2 separate regions of the Homo sapiens genome follow, and region 2 is linked to region 1. A link is a loop called in an ENCODE intact Hi-C map of the cell type or tissue named here. Cell type or tissue: natural killer cell. All regions are shown on one strand. Links, peaks and the distances in the headings refer to the core of each region. The heading gives the core; the rest is flanking DNA.

Region 1 (2,817 bases), core at 193-2,692:
TGCAGATTGAGATAGAGGTTGTGGTCAGAGACGGGAAGCTCTTATTTCAAGATCTTGAAGGCAGAATAGTTCCAAACAAGAATGAGGTCCAAGTGTAGCTCAATCAAATGGTAATCAAAATATATAAACATTACTGTAAATTATGAATGCAATTTAAGACAGCTTTATGCAACATCTCCTGCTATACAACTTGTTATTTTTTGAGAATTAAAAGAAAATTGTATCTTTAAAGAAGGCAAGGGAAAAAGCATAAGGTAGGCATCACCTACCATATGCTAGGTGGATTTTTTAAATTGTGGTAAAATTTACCGTTTAATACATTTTTAGGTATATAGTTCAGTAGCATGAAGTATATTTACACTGTTGTGCAACTATCGCCACCATGCATCTCCAGCACTTTTTCATCTTCCCAAATTGTCTGCTAGATGGTTTTACACATTATTTCATTTAATCCTCACACAATTTACAACTCTATTTTTATTTTTATTTTTTTTGAGACAGAGTCTCACTGTTGCCTAGGCTGGAGTGCAGTGGCACAATCTCGGCTCACTGCAACCTCCGCCTCCCAGGTTGAAGCGATTGTCCTGCCTCAGCCTCCTGAGTAGCTGGGATTACAGGCACCCGCCACTACGCCCAGCTCATTTTTTGTATTTTTAGTAGAGATGGGGTTTCACCATGTTGGCCAGGCTGGTCTCGAATTCCTGACCTCATGATTCACCCGCCTCGGCCTCCCAAAATGCTGGGATTACAGTTGTGAGCCACCGCACCGAGCCTTCAACTCTATTTTTATAGATGAGGAAACCGAAGTTTTGAGAGGTTAAATGACTTCCTAAGATCACATAGCTAACAAGTAGTAAATCTAGGATTCGAATTAGGCCAAGCCCTTTCTATATCCTGTTGCCTCTATTTAGTGTTAGAAAAAGACCCAAAAAAGTTGCAAGGATACCACCTTTGCTTAATCCCTTTCACAGGAACTCAATATACTTTACAAACTATTTTCTTCTCCTTTGTGTAATTTTTCTAAGAACTAAACTCAACATTGTTTCTAGATCTTAACTATCTTAAAGGAACCTTAAATACCTTCCCTCATCCCCAATCTATAAAGAATGGTACCTGACACTGAAATAAACTAGATTCAAGATTCGATATAAAATTCCAGTTTGTTTTTGCTAGGTGCTGTTTTAGAAAGAATGAAGCACCAAGTTACATTGCTCTTTCTTTTCTGTCCTTTCTTAGATGAAATCCAAATTTCTTTCGTTTGAAGAGAAAGTGCCATTTCTCTTCCAGCTAAGTATTTTCTATTATCTTCCCACAATTTTTGTTGTCCTGAAGATAGTTGTGAAAGCTCAGTTTACAAAACAAAAATATGTAACCATCCTAGTTAAAGAATGCTTGTAAGCTGTTTCTTTATAAACATTTTCATCTTACTTTCACTAAGGTATAAATTAGATGATTGGTTTTCATTTTAGCAAAGTAAATCTAAAACTAGAAATAACTTATGCCAAAGAACTTAGTGGATATATGTACATATTTATATATATGTGCATATATATCACTTGGAATATGTATGTTATATGTAAACCAACAGAAGCAGCAGGTATGGTGAGAACTTTTCAAATCTATTTTGAGACATGTCAAACCCTGTTTCAGAAAGCTTTTATTCTGCATACCAAGCAACAGAGGTGGCTGTTCAGGAAGAGGTTATAGTTGTTCTGCAGAGGTTTTTGGCTTCCGCACCTCTGAGATTCTACTGTTTACTGCCAAGAAGCAACGTGTGAAATCCCCTACTCTGGACCAGATGATGGCGCTTTTAGCTCTGTCAGCATTAACCATTCACCCCAATTTCATCTTTAAAATCATAATTTGATTTTCCACATTTGTCCTTCTTAGATTTAAGATTTTAGATTACAATGCAGGAGACTTCCCACCTTCAAAGGCTTGTCAGAGCCTACATTTAGCCAAACAGGATTTATAACTGCAACTATATAATTACCTATGTGAGCACACTGTCTCAGAGCATCAAAACTCTATGTGGTCTGTTTCTGGCCACCAAGTGGGTGAAAAATTTCTAACTCACAAGATGAGAAGCATCACAGTGCGTCACGACCCAGACCATTCTAGGTCAATGTTTTGTCTCTAACAGGGTATCAGGAGACATTTTGTGAGAACCACTGTTAGTCTCCATGACATTACGGATCTACTCCAGATATTTTACATACCTTAAAGATGAGGAGCTAGAAAACCTCCAAGGCCCTTTCTGACTCCAAAACCTTATAAAAGTATGGAGGTAGAATTTATGAATTTGTCTAAATCTTAAATTTATTTAAACATCTATACCAATGAGGTAGTGAGCTTACTGTGATATAAAGATATTACTCTTATAAATTCTAAGGGATATTGTTTGGTTTTGGTATTATAAAATCTGGTAAATAAATTTACACAAGCATACCTTGTTTAACTGTGCTTTCCTTTACTGCGCTTTGCAAATACTGCATTTTTTACAAATTGAATGTTTGTGGTAACTGTGTCTGCCAGTCTGTCAGCACCATTTTTCCAACAAAATGTGTTCTCTGTGTCACAGTTTGGTAATTATCATATTTCAAACTTCATTATTATCTGTTATAGTAATATGTGGTAATTTTTGATGTTACTGTTGTAATTGCTTTGGGGTACCATGAACCAAGCCCACATAAAATGTCAAACTTAATTGATAAATGTGTGTGTTCTGACTGATCCACCAACCAGCTGTTCACCCATCTCGCTTCCTCTTCTCAGGCCTCCCTATTCCTTGAGACACAACAATATTGAAATTAGGCC
Region 2 (2,817 bases), core at 137-2,636, 770 kb after region 1:
ATGTCTGAAATAAGTGTAAAGACTAAACGGATGTGGTTACAATCTTGAAACTAGAAGCTATAGCCAGAAAATAGGTCAAGAAAAAAATAGACACAAATTGCCTGGATCTTGGCCATAAAGGTCAAGTACTGCTGGTCACAAAACAAGGAGGATTCTTCAGAGAAACTGAGGGACTCACATAATAGTTCTAGTAACAATTACAACAACTAACATTTATTTAGTGCTTACTATGCGCCAGGCACTCTGCCAAGTGCTTATCATATATCATCTCATTTAATTCCTTGGAACATGTGCCGCTGGGGGCCATATTAGTAATTTCTATCTACCTGTCAGGAAACTGAGGTTAATTACTGCATTAGTCCATTCTAATATTGCTATAAAGAAATATCTGAGACTGGGTAATTTATAAAGAAAAAATGTTTAATTGGCTCATGGTTCTGCAGGCTGTACAGGAAGCATGATGCTGGCATCTGCTCGGCTTCTGGGGAGGCCTCAGGTAACTTACAATCATGGCTGAAGGAAAAGGGGAAGCAGACCTGTCTTACATGGTGGGAGCAGGAGCAAGAGAGAGAGAAGGGGGGAGATGCTGTACGCTTGTAAACAACCAGAACTTGTGAGAACTCACTCACTATCATGAGAACAGCACCAGGAGATTGTGCTAAATCATTCATGAAGGACCACCCCCATGATCCAATCACCTCCCACCAGGCCCCACTTCCAACACTGGGGATTACATCGCGACATGAGATTTGGTGGGGACAGATCCAAACCATATCAATTATCTTGCCTGAGTACAGACAGGTTTTCCTGACTCTAAAATTCAAGCTATTAACCGCAGTCTCTCCAACTTTAACATTCAAATTTCCCATTGTGAATGTCTGAAAAATGCTTACAGTTCTTTTTTTATTATTATTATACTTTAAGTTTTAGGGTACATGTGCACAACGTGCAGGTTTGTCACATATATATACATGTGTCATGTTGGTGTGCTGCACCCATTAACTCGTCATTTAACATTAGGTGTATCTCCTAATGCTATCCCTCCCCTGTACCCCCAATGCTTACAGTTCTAGAGTGACCAAAAAAAAAAAGTGAAATAAGAAAACATATAGATATATTTTATTTGAATCATTTTATAATAAAGAAGATGAAAATGTTCAATTCAGGAGACAGTATGTGGTATAGTGGAAAAAGTAAAGTGTGCCAAAGTCTCTGTGCCCTGTATCCTGCCATAACCATTCGTATGATTCCAATTCCCTCACTCACCTTCTGTCTCAGTTTGCTGATCTATAAAATGGAATGAATCCCTACCATATATTTTGCAGTCCCGAGAAATGTTTCTGAAAGGCCTAACAAATGAAGGATTCTAATTTAGGTGGTCTAAACAGTTTTAATACATTTTAGGACTTTATTTCACCGTGGCCCACCCAGTCACAGAAAAGAGAAATGCCACAGTATAATCCTCATCTGTGCCACAAGAAACTTAAGTCAGTCTCTGTGGCCTATATTATATTTTTTCTCTGGCCTATATTATACTTTTCCTCTGGCCTATATTATACTTTTTCTCTTAAGAGGAATAGAAAAGGGAAAATCTTATGTTTATGCTGAGGAGGCAGTGTGAAGTAGCTTGAAGGAAGGGTGTGTTCTCACCTCAGGTTCTCACCTCACAGCCATTGTGGGAGGCAGCTGGTATAGTGTGGCAGTCTGTAAAACATCAGGAGAGCTGAGGTTGTGCCACATCCATCTACTTAAATTCCTTCAACGTTTTTATTACTGCTGTGTAAATTATAAAGCTTCAGGATGTGTGTGTGTGTTTTCTAGGTAGAAAGCTTGGATCAACTTTACATGTATTATACTCAGACAAGATGAAGAAGGGATTCTTGGTCTGGCTGGCTGCCCCTAAGAGGCAGGGATAAATTAGGGAGGGCCTCAGATGTAGGGTGGGGGCTGGGGGATCTGTGAGGAAGGAAGATGTGGTGCCCAGAGGTACTGAGAAACCTCAGGGCTGGGTTTGAGGTGGCTCTGTATTTGAAGGGTGGAGCCCAAGAGACGGCTCAAAACAACATCCTTCCTTCCTTCCACAAATGTTGATTGTGTGATACATACCAGGCACTGTCCTGAGCATTGGAGATACAGTGATGAAGAACAGTCTTTTACAGAGTGGTTTAAGACATTTTTGAGGCAATCAGACTTAGGCTTAAATCCTCCTGCCTGTGCCACCAATTAGCTATGACCCTGGGAAAATTATTTAAGTCTTTGAGCCATGGCTTCTTCAACTATGAAGTGGGGACAACCTGACAGTTATGACTGAGAAAAGTGAGATTATGCAAGTGAAGCATTTAGTGTCGTCTCTGGTGCAGTGAGGACTGAGTGAATGATGGATGTCCACACAATGCTGTAAACCCCATAAGGCAGGGATTGTGTCTTGGGTTCACCTTGAATCTTCAGCACTTACTGGTGTGCACAGCAGATGCTAAAAGAATTATCTGTTGAAGGTTTGACAGTTAATGGAAGAGTCAGATTAGAGGCTAGGGAGCAGGCTAAGGGTCTGGAACAGGATGCAAAGTCAAAAGCAGAAACAGGATGTAGCAACGGAATATTCATAGTAAGTAAGTTACTGGGCAGGGGGCCAGGGGAAGCCTCTTCAAGGGGTGGAGGGTGTGTAAAGGAGCATGCAATAAAGGCACAGGGTTGTGATAGGTACAGGGATCTCCCCCTCACACCAGACCCATGGGCTCATTAACACTCCCCCCTGCTCACCTAAACACACCCTGCCCCACTTCCAGCAACCACTAATGATTACGATAATAACAAAGG

The links. A loop is a pair of places that touch in the nucleus more often than their neighbours do. Peaks named below come from ENCODE experiments on the same cell type or tissue, not always from the same donor. Only the 100,000 strongest peaks of a DNase experiment are listed, where the experiment ranks them.
Region 2: it touches region 1 in a loop (7-fold over the local background); 1 of 110 quality-filtered maps calls a loop at or near these places.

The regions. Positions count from the first base shown.
Region 1 is chr1:92,315,183-92,317,999 of GRCh38, reverse strand. The region is part of intron 6 of RPAP2 (RNA polymerase II associated protein 2); the gene reads right to left. It also overlaps a transcript of GLMN not described here. Among named protein-coding and RNA genes, the nearest start is that of RPAP2, 18 kb to the right of the region's middle. RefSeq lists a silencer at 1-108. In natural killer cell, for the core only: no CTCF peak of the experiment used is centred there; DNase peaks (open chromatin) are centred at 1,749 and 2,089; H3K27ac peaks cover 2,500 bases.
Region 2 is chr1:91,548,394-91,551,210 of GRCh38, reverse strand. The region is part of intron 3 of LOC102723436 (a long non-coding RNA gene); the gene reads left to right. Among named protein-coding and RNA genes, the nearest start is that of CDC7, 49 kb to the right of the region's middle. In natural killer cell, for the core only: no CTCF peak of the experiment used is centred there; DNase peaks (open chromatin) are centred at 1,680 and 2,000; H3K4me3 peaks cover 263 bases; H3K27ac peaks cover 2,500 bases.